Linked DNA regions of Homo sapiens: region 1 is linked to region 2. A link is a loop called in an ENCODE intact Hi-C map of the cell type or tissue named here. Cell type or tissue: mammary epithelial cell. All regions are shown on one strand.

Evidence for each region. Peaks named below come from ENCODE experiments on the same cell type or tissue, not always from the same donor. Only the 100,000 strongest peaks of a DNase experiment are listed, where the experiment ranks them.
Region 1: it touches region 2 in a loop (12-fold over the local background); 3 of 110 quality-filtered maps call a loop at or near these places.

What each region holds. Positions count from the first base shown.
Region 1 is chr16:52,973,922-52,981,921 of GRCh38, reverse strand. No RefSeq gene overlaps it. Among named protein-coding and RNA genes, the nearest start is that of CHD9NB, 75 kb to the left of the region's middle. In mammary epithelial cell, a CTCF peak has its summit at 4,949; no DNase peak of the experiment used is centred here.
Region 2 is chr16:53,204,569-53,212,568 of GRCh38, reverse strand. It overlaps CHD9 (chromodomain helicase DNA binding protein 9), which reads right to left. Exons shown (of 39, transcript NM_001308319.2): 3 at 2,756-3,087. Among named protein-coding and RNA genes, the nearest start is that of CHD9, 150 kb to the right of the region's middle. RefSeq lists enhancers at 3,557-4,144, 4,145-4,734. In mammary epithelial cell, a CTCF peak has its summit at 4,644 (motif pointing right); DNase peaks (open chromatin) are centred at 4,118 and 4,598; H3K4me3 peaks cover 3,085 bases; H3K27ac peaks cover 2,881 bases.

The DNA of each region.
Region 1 (8,000 bases), 230 kb after region 2:
TAGTCTAGAACTCTTGGACTCAAGTGATCCTTCCACCTCGGCTTCCCAAAGTGCTGGTATTACAGGCATGAGACACTGTACTTAGCTCCGACATTGTATAATTTTATCCGTAAATATTTCAGTATATTTCTATGTAAGAACTATTTAAAAAAAAAACCATCAACACTATAGACATGGTTGGTTTAAGTGTTCATTTATGTGGCTTTTTACTTTTACATTTAGCAATCAAATATTGGTCCCTTCAAAACAAATTTTTTTGGAGGCTGGGCATAGTGGCTCACACCTGTAATCTCAGCACTTTGGGAGGCTGAGGCATGCGGATTACCTGAGGTCAGGAATTCGAGACCAGCGTGGCCAACATGGTGAAACCCTGTCTCTACTAAAAATACAAAAATTAGTGTGGTGGTGCGTGCCTGTAATCCCACCTACTCTGGAGGCTGAAGCAGGGGAATCACTTGAACCTGGGAGGCAGAGGTTGCAGTGAGCTGAGATCATGCCACCGCACTCTAGCCTGGGCAACAGAGTGAAACTCCGTCTCAAACAAAAACAAAAACAAAAATTGTTTTATTTTTTGGAAATGTTACTGGTCTATGAAATCCCCAGATCTAGGAATCACCACTGAACTGTCCCAGGGCTTCTGGCATCATGCTTCATAAGCCTTCAAAATGGTTCTGACTCAGGGAAGACCCAGGCTTTCTGAGACCTGAAGCTGAAACAATTTGGGGGCCTTCTTTAAGATAAATAAGGTGCAGTGGCTCATGCCTGTAATCCCGGCACTCTGGGAGGCCGAGGTGGGTGGATCACCTGAGGTCAGGAGTTCAAGACCAGCATGGCCAAAATGGCGAAACCCCATCTCTACTAAAAAATACAAAAATTAGCTGGGCATGGTGGCACACTCCTATAATCCCAGCTACTCTGGAGGCCAGGGCTGGACAATCACTTGAACCCAGGAGGCAGAGGTTGCAATGAACCGAGATCGCACCACTGCAATCCAGCCTGGGCGACACAGTGAGACTCCATCTCAAAAAAATAAATAAATAGATAAATAAATAAAGCTTGAGTTTTGAATTTATCTTTGAATTTTGTACAAAATTAAAAGTACAAAATAATACTTGAAAGTGAATGTATTTTTACATGAGGAAAGAACTTGCCACACATTACAAAGCTGAAAAGCTGACAAATACCAGAAACCTCACAAAATCCAGAAAAAGAATGCAACGTTTTTTATTAATGAACTGCCTGAGAACCCCCTCTGTTACATTCCCCCTACATTCTTTGTCTGCATACATTCTTTGTCTGATTGCCTCTCCATAGGACAATGATATTATAACATCATGTTCAATAGAGAGAATAGCAAGATAATTCAGTTTTTCCTCTAGGATGATTGTTTGAAATTTGTTTTTTATTATTGATGGTAGGTGGCTTTGCATACAGATAGACTTGCTGTTTGTAGCACTGTCTCTGGTTTGTGCCTTTGCCTGATAAACTCTATTTCTTGAGATTCCATCAACAGAGGTGCATTTATCATTGTAGTCTCAGCAGTCTTGGGCATATTCCCAATGGGAGAGAACTTCCATTTTGATTAAGTTTCAATGAGAAGTGAAACTTCTACTTACGAGTTTGCACATCAGATGTTGGGAAAATTTTCTAAAGATGACTTCCGGTTCTGTGGATTTAATACCACGTTGCTTCTCCACTCTCTACTCCTCACAGAATTCCAGCCCAGGGCTCTGTAGAATGAATTTTTATCCCCACTGGACATCTGGCCCTGCATCTTTGGGTCACTCTTCTGGGTGCTGAGCTACAGAAGTTATCCTGGGAGCTACTCCTATAGAAAGACAGCTAGTCATGGAAGTGACCATGATCCACATAAATATATCATATACCCCTGAACCCAGACCAGATATATCACCAATAGAATTTCCTCTTAGCCTGGTTTCCCAAATACGTGCAGCTTCTCTAAAGACACAGCATGGAGGGAAATATGATGGGGAAGGCAGAGTGGAAAGAAATAGCATTTTTTAACTGATTGTGGCTAAAATATCTTTTTTTTTTTTTGAGACAAGGTCTTGCTCTGTGGCTCAGGCTGGAGTGCAGTGGCATGAACATGGCTCACTGCAGTCTCAACCTCCTAGGCTCAAGGGATGCTCCCATCTCAGCCTCCTGAGTAGCTGGGACTACAGGTGTGCACCACTACACCCAGCTAATTTTTACATTTTTGGTAGAGATGGGGGTCTCACTATGTTGCCCAGGCTAGTCTTGAACTCCAGACCTTGAGCAATTCTCCTGCCTCAGCCTCCCAAAGTGTTGGGATTACTGGTGTGAGCCACTTTGTGAGGCTGAAAATAAATATCTTACTTTTGCAGATTATAGCAGATTATGACTTTCAGAGCACATTGTCACAGCTTCATTAACCTCATGGTAAATTTGGCTCTGCCCGTGACTGCTTTTCTGATCTCATCCCCCACAGTTTCCCATCCTTCATGCTGTTCCATGAACAGACCTGCTTCTGTTCCTGTAGTATGCCAGGAATTGTCTGCCTCAGGGCCTTAGCACTTACTGTTCCTCCTGCCTGGAACACTTTCCCCAGATATCCACACATGGCTCACTTTTGAGTTCCTTCAGCTGTCTGCTCAAATGGCAGCTTCTCACCATCATGTTTAAAATTGCCAAAAGCAATTGCAACAAAAGCAAAAATTGACAAATGGGATCTAACTAAACTCAGGAGCTTCTGCACAGAAAAATAAACTATCATCAGAGTGAACAGGCAACCTAGAGAGTGGGAGAAAATTTTTTTAATCTATCCATCTGGCAAAGGTCTAATATCCAGAATCTACAAGGAACTCAAACAAATTTACTAGAAAAAAGCAACAACAAACCACCCCATTAAAAAGTGAGCAAAGGCAATGAACAGACACTTCTCAAAAGAAGACATCCACGAAGCCAACAAACATATGAAAAAAATCTCAACATCACCGATCATTAGAGAAATGCAAATCAAAACCACAATGAGATACCATCTCATGCCAGTCAGAATGACAGTTATTAAACAGATGCTGGTGAGGTTGTGGAGAAACAGGAATGCTTTTATGCTGTTGGTGGGCATACAAATTAGTTCAACCATTATGGAAGACAGTGTGGTGATTCCTCAAAGATCTAGAACCAGAAATACCATTTGATCTAGCAATCTCATTACTGGGTATATATCCAAGGGAATATAAATCATTCTATTACAAAGACACATGCATACGTATGTTCACTGCAGCACTATTCACAATAGCAAAGACATAGAATCAACTCAAATGCCCACCAACAATAGACTGGATAAAGAAAACGCGGTACATATACACCATGGAATACTATGTAGCCATAAAAATGAATGAGATCATGTTCTTTGCAGGGTCATGGATGAAGCTGTAAGCCATTATCCTCAGCAAACTAACACAGGACCAGAAAACAAACACTGCATGTTCTCACTTATAAGTAGGAGCTGAATAATGAGAACACATGGACTTATGGAGGGGAACAACACACACTGGGGCCTGTTGTGGGTGGGGCGGGGGGAGAGAGAGCAGTAGGAAAAATAGTTACGAAGGCACACGTTTACCTATGTAGCAAATCTGCACATCCTGCACATGGACCCCGGAACTAAAAATAAAAATTAAACAAAATAGCACCCTAAAACCTAGCACCCCACTCTTTGTACCCTACTTTTTCTCAGTAACACTTACCACCTTGACATAATAGATATTGACTCATTTGTTAAGTGTATATCTCCCTCCTGTTAAAATGTAAGCTCATGAGAACAGGGACTTTGTTTGCACATTGGTGTGTCCCCAGCACCTAGACCAGGGCTTCCCTAGAGTAATTGCTGAAGAAATATTAGCTGAATGAATGAAGAGCAATTGGAAACCACTGAAGAATTTTAAGTGGAGAGACATGAGGCTTTCCTGGTTCTGTCAAAAGAAATTACTCTCTCACTTATCTTTCTCCCAGAACATCTTTCCACAATTTTTCTTGAATTATAATTACCTGTCAGTCTAATTTTCTCCAAAAGATTGTTGAGGATAGAGAGTATGTTTAATTCATCAACACACCCCCTACCACATGTATTGCATGAATTAACACTGGTGGAATTAAACGGAAGTTACTATTTCTCTGTACATAAATTCTTGAAATGGCTGTGTTTGGTTTTCTCAGCAAACTAGATTATAAACTGTTTCTGAGTAGGGAAAGTTTCCTTGGCCATTTATGTCCTCTCAGCAGCTCTTAGCAATCAGTACATTGCTCTTCTTAAATAGGGTTCAATCTCTTTGTGTTTCTGTCTATACAATTTCTGTGACTTAATGACATCCAGTTCTCCATTCTAATGAATTTCCAAGCAATTTTTTTTTTCCAAGCAAGTCTCTCTCTTGTCGCCCAGGCTGGAGTGCAATGGCATGATCTTGGCTCACTGCAACCTCTGCCTCCCAGGTTCCAGTGATTCTCCTGCCTCAGCCTCCAGAGTAGCTGGGATTACAGGCACCTGCCACCATGCCTGGCTAACTTTTTTTGTATTTTTATAGAGACGGGGTTTCACCATGTTGGCCAGGCTGGTCTTGAACTCCTAACCTCAGGTGATCCTCCCGCCTCGGCCTCCCAAAGTGCTGGGATTAATAGATGTGAGCTACCACGCCTGGCTCCAAGCAAAATTTATGCATCCATTAGGACACCTAAAGTTTCTATGAATCAAAATCCAACTAAAAGCAGCTTAAACAGGTAGGAGTTCATTATATCAGATGGCCAAAGGGCTGGAGGCAGACTGTCTTTAGGATTGTTTAATTCTATACTCCATTGACATATTCTAGGATACATCTTTCAGCTCTGCCATTCTAGCTTGTCTCCTCATGGTCATGAGATGGCTACAGTGGTTCCCAGCATCATGTTCTCATACAGTGACATCCAGAGGCAGGAGAAGAAACTGCTTCTTCTCAGGTATCTCTTCTAGAAGGGAAACCCTTTCCCTGAAGTCCTGCAGTGTATTTTCCTTTGCTTATCATTGGCTAGAATTGCAACACATGCTCTTGCCTAAACTAGTTTGGTTAGGGAAATGGAAGTGTTCAGATCTGCCTATATTAATTGAGATTCATCCCCTGGCATGGAGGAGGAGGCATTAACCTCAGCACAGAGTCACACAGAGGCTTTGCCCTCTTACAGCCAGGAGGGAGCATATAGGGATGGACTTGGGTTAGCACTGATAGTGTCTGTTATATCTTCTGCTTGTTTGTTCTCCAACCTGCCCTGATTAAAAGGCCTGAAAAATTTGAGGTCCCCAGATCCTTCTTCCCAACCAAAACTTAGGGCCATGCTATTTTTTTTTTGAATTGATCTCTTAAGCAAACAAACAAAAAAGCCCCTACACTAAATACCAAGCAGTGACTTATCTAGTTTTAAAAAGAAACAAAACCAGGTCAGTGAATTTGAATTAAAACTGCACACAGAGCACATTGCTTAGTCTCTCTGTGCCTCAGTTTACTTATCTATGAAATGAGGATAATAGTAATACTTAAGTTATAGGGTTGGTGTAAAGATTAAATACATTATTATACAGTCAATTTTCATTATTTATGGGTTCTGCATTCAAGAATTCTCCTACTCGCTAAAATTTATCAGTAGCCCTTAAATGAATACCTCTGGCAATTTTGTGGTCACTCATGGACATTTGCAGAGAAGTGAAAAAGCTGAGTTGCTCAATGTACATGCATGTTCCCAGGTAAAGTTGAACAAGACAACATTCTATCTTCTTGTTTTAGCTCTCATACTGTAAACACAGGTTCTTTTCATGTCTATTTAGTGCCCCCCTTTTTTCTTCTGCATTTTAGTGCTTTTGTTAAAGATCTTGCTGTTGATTCCCGGGCAAGATGGCTGAATAGGAACAGCTCGGGTCTGTGGCTCCCTAAGAGATCAACGCAGAAGGCGGGTGATTTCTGCATTTCCAACGGAGGTACCTGGCTCATCTCATTGGGACTGGTTAGACAGGGGGTGCAGCCCACAGAGGGCGAGTCGAAGCAGGGTGGGGTGTCACTTCACCCGGGAAGCGCAAGGGGTCAGGGAACTCCCTCCCCTAACCAATGGAAGCCGTGAGGGACTATGCCTTGAGGAACCGTGCATTCCAGCCCAGATGCTATGCTTTTCCCACAGTCTTCACAACCCAGAGACTAGGAGGAGATTCTCTTGGGTGTCTACACAACCAGGGCCCTGGGTTTCAAACACAAAGCTGGGTGGCCATTTGGGCAGACACCGAGCTAGCTGCAGGAGTTTCTTTTCATATTCCAGTGGCGCCTGGAATGCCAGTGAGAGAGAACCGTTCACTCCCCTGGAAATGGGGCAGAAGCCAGGGAGCTGAGTGCTCTTGCTCAGCAGATCCCACCTCCACATGGCCCAGCAAGCTAAGATCCCCTGGCTTGAAATTCTTGCTGCCAGCACATCAGTTTGAAGTCGACCTAGGAGGCTTGAGCTTGGTGTGGGAAGGGGTGCCCGCCATTACTGAGGCTTGAGTAGGTGGTTTTCCCCTCACAGTGTAAACAAAGCCCCTGGGAAGTTCGGACTGGTTGGAACCCACCACAGTGACTCAAAGCTGCTGTAGCCAGACTGCCTCCCTAGATTCCTCTTCTCTAGGCAGGGCATCTCTGAAAAAAAAGGCAGCAGCCCCAGTCAGAGGCTTATAGATAAAACTCCCATCTCCCTGGGACAGAACACCTGTGGGAAGGGGCGACTGTGGGCGCAGCTTCAGCAGACTTAAATGTTCCTCCTTGCTGGCTCTGAAGAGAGCAGCAGACCTCCCAGCACAGAGCTCCAGCTCTGTTAAGGGACACACTGCCTCCTCAAGTGGGTCCCTGACCTCTGTGCCTCCTGACAGGAGACACCTCCCAGCAGAGGTCGACAGACACCTCATACAGGAGAGCTCAGGCTGGCATCTGGCAGGTGCCCCTCTGGGACGAAGCTTACAGAGGAAGGAGAAGGCAGTAATCTTTGCTGTTCTGCAGCCTCCGCTGGTAATACGCAGGCAAACAGGGTCCGGAGTGGACCTCCAGCAAACTCCAGCAGATCTGCAGAAGAGGGGCCTGTTAGAAAGAAAACTAATGAACAGGAAGCAATAGCATCAACATCATAAAAAAAACCAACCACTCAAAAACCCCATCCAAAGGTCACCAACATCAAAGACCAAAGGTAGACAAATCCACGAAGATGAAGAAAAACCAACACAAAGAGGCTGAAAATTCCAAAAACCAGAATGCTGCTTCTCCTCCAAAAGATCACAACTCCTCACCAGGAAGGGAACAAAACTGGATGGAGAATGAGTTTGATGAATTGACAGAAGTAGGCTTCTGAAGGTGGGTAATAACAAGCTCTTCCTGAGCTAAAGGAGCATATTCTAACCCAATACAAGGAAGCTAAGAACCTTGAATAAAGGTTAGATGAATTGCTAACTAGAATAACTAGTTTAGAGAAGAACATAAATGACCTGATGGAGCTGAAAAACACAGCAAAAGAACTTCGTGAAGCACACACAAGTATCAAGAGCTGAATCAATCAAGCAGAAGAAAGGATATCAGAGATTGAAGATCAACTTAATGAAATAAAGTGTGAAGACAAGACTAGAGAAAAAAGAATGAAAAGAAATGAACAAAGCCTTAAAAAATATGGGTCTGTGTGAAGAGACCAAATCTATGTCTGATTGGTGTACCTGAAAACGACGGGGAGAAAGGAAACAAGTTGGGAAACACACTTCAGGATGTTATCAAGAGAACTTTCCCAACCTAGCAAGACAAGCCAACATTCAAATTCAGGAAATACAGAGAACACCACAAAGAGAGCAACCCCAAGACACATAATCATCCGATTCACCAAGGTTGAAATGAAGGAAAAAATATTAAGGGCAGCCAGAGAGAAAGGTCAGGTTACCCGCAAAGGGAAGCCCATCAGACTAACAGCAGATCTCTCTGAAGAAACCCTACAAG
Region 2 (8,000 bases):
AGCACATTAGCAAGCAGGGGCAGTATTGCTTTTCTTCAGATTAGTCTTCCTAGATTACATCAAATCACATATATGGGTTAAATAAACACCAACCCTGATGACATCAACCATAAATTATTGTTTACAAATTTAGTTACTTTAAAAAAAATTTTTTTTTTTTTTTTGAGATGGAATCTCGCTCTGTCAGCCAGGCTGGAGTGCAGTGGTGCAATCTCGGCTCACTGCAACCTCTGCCTCCCAGGTTCACGCCATTCTCCTGCCTCAGCCTCCCGAGTAGCTGGCACTACAGGTGCCCACCACCACGCCTGGCTAATTTTGTTTTTGTATTTTTAGTAGAGATGGGGTTTCACGGTGTTAGCTAGGATGGTCTCAATCTCCTGACCTCGTGATCCGCCCGCCTCGGCCTCCCAAAGTGCTGGGATTACAGGCATGAGCCACCGCGCCCAGCCATTAATTTTAAAATTTATATTTTACACTGCTGTTGATTAAGTTGCACTGCTTTCCAAATTAACTAATATCAATAATTTGGTATTAGGAACAGCCCAATTGTCCTAAAATTAATAGAAAAATAAAAAATTTTAAATGAGATGTTTAATTATAAAATGGTGCTAGTTGAAATGATGCAACTGAACTTTACTTAAATGATTCTTCACTCAAAAATTTAAAACTCACCAAATTCAAAATTACAAAGTATAGTGGCTTATTGGAAAGCACAGTAATGAAATATTTCATTGGCTAATACTGGAATTCTGGATTGTATATGAATTTCATTTATTCCAACTATGCCTTTTCCTCCAACATGACAATAATTTTTGTCTTTGACTGATATAAATGATTGACACTGTTTTACTCTAACAGCTTAGTAATACATATGCAAACTTCAATACTACTTATCTGCCTGCGACTTATAAATTCTTCTATCAATTCACTTATCTGCCTGCGACTTATAAATTCTTCTATCAAAAAGGCCTATATTTTCAACAATTTTTCTTTTCTAGCAACTACTCAATATTTTACCATGTATTTAGCCAAAACAAAAAAAAATTTCTAGTACAATTCTTATCGATTTTGTTTTCTAGAATTTGCTACCTCTAGAAAAATTGGTCAATGTTGTGCAATATTAAAATAATTTACTATGAATAATTTACCTACTCCTAACAAAAACACAGATATCACAAAACTAGTCAGTACTCCGCTTCAGTGTTACTACTCCCCTTACTATATTAATTCACTTTTCTAAAAATCTGTGTTTCTAATTTAATTATTTCTAGTTATCTCTTATGTACAATGTTTTTTCTTAAACTAGATTTACTTCTGGTATCTTTTGCCTTTAGCTGTTCCTTCCCAAGTTTGAGGCAAGTAACGGTTAGTGTAACTTTTAAAAGTTTATCAACCAATTTCCTCATTTTATGCATTGTTTTTCAAAACGTTACTCTTCCAAATAGTATTCTACTCTGTCTAGATCTCTGAACAAGTTAAAACTGGAAACCCTTAATTATATTAAATTTTGGTTCAGCAAAAGACTAAATATGGGATTTCCTGAATTAAAACTGGGCAGAGCTTTGGAAAAATAAGTTACTTTCATACCTAAAACCTCTAAAAAAACAATAAAAGAAGTAGAAATCTTTCAAATTTCATTTTAGCTGTCTGCAAGTAAAATGCAAAATCAATATGATTATTAATCTATTATAACAAGAGAGCCCATATTATTTAATCGTTTGGACCTGAATGACATAAGGACCAAACTAAATAATTTGGCGGTTACATTTAAAATGCTAAGAATTCATTTGATTTATAAAATTGCATTAGTTCTAAATATCTATATAATATATCAACAATTTCTGAGCAAATGAAGATTTTCACAATAAAGACATTCTTTATTGCGGACTTTTTGTGAAAAAGAGAAAAGTTAGATTGACCCCTTTATGTCAAATTTCCACATGAAGTCCTCAAAAATAACCAGTCCTGAAAAAACAATTCTAAACTATGTTGGCTTAGTTATGCTTACCCTTGCATGCTAAGCAAATACACCTATAAAGCAAATTATAACATTTACTGTATTTTATTTTTTGAAAATATTTTGGATAAGCAGTAAAATACATAGGATTAATATATCCTCCTAGAGCAATTCTTTGTCCTTATAATTCTCTTGGAGCATTAATCCTCACCTGGCCTCTTTATTACGTAAAGTAAATCAGACTATATGGAAGTAAATCAGTAAGAACTGGCAACCACTTATTGTTGATTTATATGGTATTAGTGTTTTTTTTTTTTTTTTGCCATTTCATTCAGTCCAAAGTTGTGGTTTTATTAAGAAAATATTACATTTCATGTTTCCAAACTATGAGTGCTCAGTGAGGCACAAGTACAACCAAGAGAAAAAGAATCTTATAAAGAATTTCAATGCATGCTCTGTAAAGAAAGTGAATATGAAACTGGCACAGCAATATGGATTTCATTTTGTTTGTTTTTATCCTTTTCCTGATTCGTATACTGAAATATTTTACTACTTTAAATCCCTTTTAATAATATTAACATACAAAAAGCTACATTCTACATTCATAGAACCATAAAATTTGGGAGATCCTGGAATATTATCTAATTCATTCGGCAATGAAATAAAGCACACATAGTAGCCAACAATTTAAAACTCAAATATGGGAGTAAATATACTCAAATCAAAAGTAGATGGTTGGACAGTTTGAACTTTAACAGAACATTGAAAGGAATTAAATTTAATTCTTAACCAACTTACCCAATTTTTGTCTTCTCTTTTAACTTAGAACATGTTTTTGTTTTTTTGCTGTCTTTGTCCTTTGGCTTGGATTTCATCCTTCTACCTTTCTTTTCCTCTTTTCCTTCAACTGAAGCAGTAGGAAAGTTTTCAGGGCTCATTACTCGTGGAATATTGCGTTCCCCACGCTCCTTTGCTTTTGCTATGGCCTCTGATATTATACGATTAGCCTTTTCTTGCTTGCTTTCTGATTCCACCTTTTTTCTCTGCTTCTTCTCAGACATGACCCTCACCTGGGTATTCTGCAACTTAGTATATGTCCCAGAACCATCGCTCTTCTTGGAAGATGGAGGCTACAGAAACAAAAATATTTTTTATAGAATATACCAAAGTACATCTAAAACAATTGTCACAAATATCTGAAAATCTTAAATTATGTTTAGAGAGGTAAAATTACATTAGCAAATATGTGAGTGCTACAAACAAATTTAAAACATTTTGCTTATCAAGAAATTAGTACAGATATAAACAGCTCAATTGCTACTTTTAAAAATGAAGGTTAAAGAAGAATAATATAGATTCATTGATATTTTCATAGCATTCTTGGTTAGTTGATTCAAGTTTTGTCCTGTAAAGATAGTTGATTCAAATTTTATCCCATAAATATTCTGTGCATTTGGAATAAAAGTCTTTTCTTTCCTCTTCCCTCCAAAATTCTGAACATTAATAAATTTTTAAATAATTTTAATTTAGAATTACTCCATACAGTTTATTATGGCTTTTAGAAAAATAAAACCTCTGCTTTACGACTACAACCTGAAATCATTTAATATTTAAGTGCAGCAACATAGCTAGTTAGTAAACAGACATTCTCATACTTAAAATTAGAGAAAGTTTTAGTTTTCCCATGAAAGAGTTAAATGTGAAAATTTTTTTTCTTTTTCTATATCATAATTATTTTGCTCAAGCAATTTGGGAAATAAACAAGTTTTACAGTTTTACATTAAAATTATTAATATTTAGCAATATCACAGGAAGCAGATCAAGAGCATTTTAAAAAGAATTTCCTCTTCAAACACGCATTCATCCACATATACTTAGATCACAGTTTTGTTATGTTCTTACCCGTAAACATGCCTCTGACTATACCAAAGGAAAAAACCATCAGGAATTTCCAAACACATTTTCATGCTGATTCCAGTGTGCTTCACTGGATATTTTTTCTATACCTGCCTCATCAAAGGTTTCATAGCAGCACTGCAGCACTGGGAAAGGAAGGAGGGTTTAGAATTGCTCACTAAAATGCCACCTTAAGGCCTACAGGCTATAACAAATAACCAAGACTCGAGGAAACAGCAACAAGCTCAAGATGGCGATGCAGTACGACTCCCGTAGCAGCAGCCAGTAATAAGGAAGGTTATTCAATCCCATTAGCCTTTTAGCCCAAAGAACCCCTCCTCCTCCCACTCATTCAGGCTTTCACTTACCCTTCCTCTTGGCCTCTTCACTGAAGACATTTTTGGCGTCAGACAAAGGCTTGCCCTCTGCTTTTTCACCACCCCAGGCAGTGCTCAAGAAAAAAGCATTGAAAGAAGATTCCTAAATGGCCTATTTAGCAAGCTGCAACCAAGAGATGCACAACCCTCCACAAATACACATTTTGATTTATCAACACATTTCTGCCTTGGCAAGTTTATATCTACTGTTCATCCTATTTAGGTATGAAAAAGGCTGTAAACACTCCTAAAAAGCTGAGTTTCCTCAATAGCTGTAAGCAGATAGCCAGATTCCAACAAAGCACAGAAAGAAATGAATGCACAAAGCATCAAAATGCATCAGCATGAATATTAGAGATGTCGTTAAAAATACTGACTCCTTCTGCGGAAGTAGGCCAGCAGATGGTGCTACCAGTTATTATTCCATTAGACTCTGCAATTTAACCCCCAATGGACTGTTCTTCCCTCCATGTAACACATTAACTCTCACTCTGCCATTTCCTGCAGTAAAGTTTTAAAAAATATACATAAAAATCTGATTAAAAAAAAAAATCACCTGAGAACTAAACTGTGGTAAAATGGCATTATGTGGCTATCAATATTTTAAAAAAACAAAATCTAAAGCAATTTTTATTGGAAAAAAATACTTTTCTCCAAGATACTCTAAAATATTTAAAATATGAAATAGCTGAAGATTAGCAAAGGGTTAAAGAGGTCATGCAAATGAACCCAAAATAAGTTTAAGAAGTTAGATAAGGTTTCTTATAATTTTTCTAACAAAAAGCTAACAGTGTTATTTTGAAAATACAGAAATGAAGCTATTTTCATTTGAATTATAAAAAGAAGCTTAAAATTTTGAAATGAACAAATGAGAACTGTTTATAAAGATTACTAACAATGTTAAAATTGTTTCATCGTCTTAACATGGATGAATACATTTTTTTCGTAACATAAAAAACCTTTCTGACCTTTCCTCCTAACCTTCTATTTTAACTGCACTGATGAGTTTTTCAGGTAAAACTGTAGGTTTAGTTCCATAGCAAGTCAACTTGAATTTGAACATCAGTACAACTTTTCTTTCTATAAAAATTGATTCTATTTTAGTAAGCAATGCCCTTAAATCACTAAAACAAAATTTCACTGCTTTAAAATTCAAGTTTACCTCTTTCATCAATGCCATTTTTTCAGTTGGTCCTGGTTAGTCATCTGATATCACTATAAAACAACATTGGGTTCTCCCCTCTGCCCCTTTTAGGTACCAAAGGCCTCAAAACAGAAACAACACTATCTAAACAGGGCTCTAGAAAGACCCATCTGGATGGCATGAGAGATTAAAGGCAGAGGACAAGTAAGGACGAGGAAAGGATCTGACTTGAGATGTCATCAATGTGAAAATAATAACAATAATGAGATAACACTTACAGACTACTTACTAAGTGCCAGGGATTATTCTATTTTACATTTAATAACTAATGTAATCCTGATTAATAATAGGGTAATAACAGTGATAATGGAGACAAGGGGCTGGCTAATGAGAGAAATACTCTGATAGTAGCATTACAAAGAGACAGAATGGAACTGAGAGAGCAAACAATTACAAAAATCATTATGACAATAAGAGCTAAAATGTAGTGCTTACTATGTACCAGGCACTATTCCTAATATTTCCTATATATTGACTCAATCTTCAGAACAACCCTGTAAGATAGGTACTACTGTTATTCCCATTTTATATGAGGATACTGGGGGATAGAGAAATGACTTGCCCAAGATCACACAGCTACTGAATAGTGGAGCAGGGATTAAAAGACAAGGGGGTCTTGTTAGGGAGACCACACTCTTAACCATTATATTTTAATCATGTTTGGTTCAACTATCATAATTTACAGAGTTTAATTTGAGGACAAAGGAAAGTAGTAACATTCTCAAAATTGCAGAGATACCAAATAATAAGGCTAGGATGGTTTTTTTTTTTTTTTCCCGGTGCCCTTTCAAAAGTGTAGAAATCAACTAGACAGAGGTGAGGCATGGCTGAGGAGCAGGAAGAGCCAGCACTTGGTTTCTCGACCAAGAAAAGGTAAAAGAAGGCCAGGTGTGGTGGCTCATGCCTATAATCCCAGCACTTTGGGAGGCCGAGGTGGGCGGATCACCTGAGGTCGGGAGTTCGAGACCAGCCTGACCAACATGGAGGAAAAATCGCCTCTACTAAAAATACAAAATTAACTGGGCCTGGTGGTGCATGCCTGTAATCCCAGCTACTTAGGAGGCTGAGGCAGGAGAACTGCTTGAACCTGGGAGGCGGAGGTTGTGGTGAGCAGAGATAATGCCATTGCACTCCAGCCTGGGCAACAAGAGTGAAACTCTGTCTTAATTTAAAAAAAAAAGTAAAAGAAATAGGAAACCTAGTTGAGAAAGAATGTGTATGTGTGTATAACAAGTTTAATTCTTTTCATACTGAGTTTGAAATGGAGATCTCTAGCAATTTGAAATTTGGGACTGGATCATCAGAGAGAGAAGTCAGGGCTGGAATGTAAGATGCAGATCCTCCTGCTGTTTTCTTCCATTACCCTTATAATTCACTGACACTATTCAAAGAACCTAAGAGGATTTCCAAAACAACTCACTTCTCTTATAAAGTTTTTCAATAGATTCTACTACCTGACTCAGAATCCCAACTGTTTAATAAACCTTAATAAATCTATGATGAAATATTTCCTCTGCTACTAGAATACAGCATTTTAAAACCATATTCCCACAGAATATCAACAGAGGTGTTAAGTAACTGAACATTTTTAATGTTGGTCATTTCCCAATTCACACACACAAACATACAATGTTATGGTTTTTCTGCCCTTCCCCCCACCATCTAAGCAGTCATCAAATTCTGCCAAATCTACTTAATTGTATTTTTGGTTTTTTTCCTCTTCTAAGTCCCCACAGCTCCTGCTTTATTAACTTTCTACTTGTTATACTGTGGTTATGTAGGAAATGTTCTGATCTGTAGAAAACATATACCAAAGTCTTTGGGGATGATGGATTACTAGGTCTGCACCCTATTCAAATGGAGTAAAATAATTTATTTGTACTATGCTTGCAATTTTTCTGTAAGTGTGATAAGTTTCAAAATACAAAGTATTTAAAAATTTAAAATAAAGTCACAGGCCTTGCTCCCCATGAGCTTGTATGATTAAAATAATAGGTCGGGCGCGGTGGCTCATGCCTGTAATCCCAGCCTTGGGGAGGCCAAGGTGGATGCATCACTTGAGGTCAGGAGTTCTAGATCAGCTTGGCCAACATGGTGAAACCCCATCTCTACTAAAAATACAAAAACTAGCTGGGCATGGTGGCGCACGTCTAATCCCAGTTACTCAGGGGGCTGAGGCAGGAGAATCGCTTGAACCCAGGAGGTGGAGGTTGCAGTCAGCTGAGATCATGCCACCGTACTCTAGCCTGGGCAACAGAGCGAAACTCTGTCTCAAAACAAATAAACAAACAAACATATAAACAAAAAAATACATAAAAGGCACATATATTAATATCATATCCAAATATTCATTAAAAAAGAAAACCTATAGTACAAGAGATGATATCATATGTGATATGTTATTTTGATAGCACCTGGAAGGAATATATGGAAGACTCTATATATCATATTTCAGTACTGGGGAAACTCAAAGATTTATAGTATAAGTGTTTGTCAAAGACAGGTCATGACCTAATAGCAAGTCATGATACACATTTAAAGGGTCCAGACAACTACTAAAAAAACA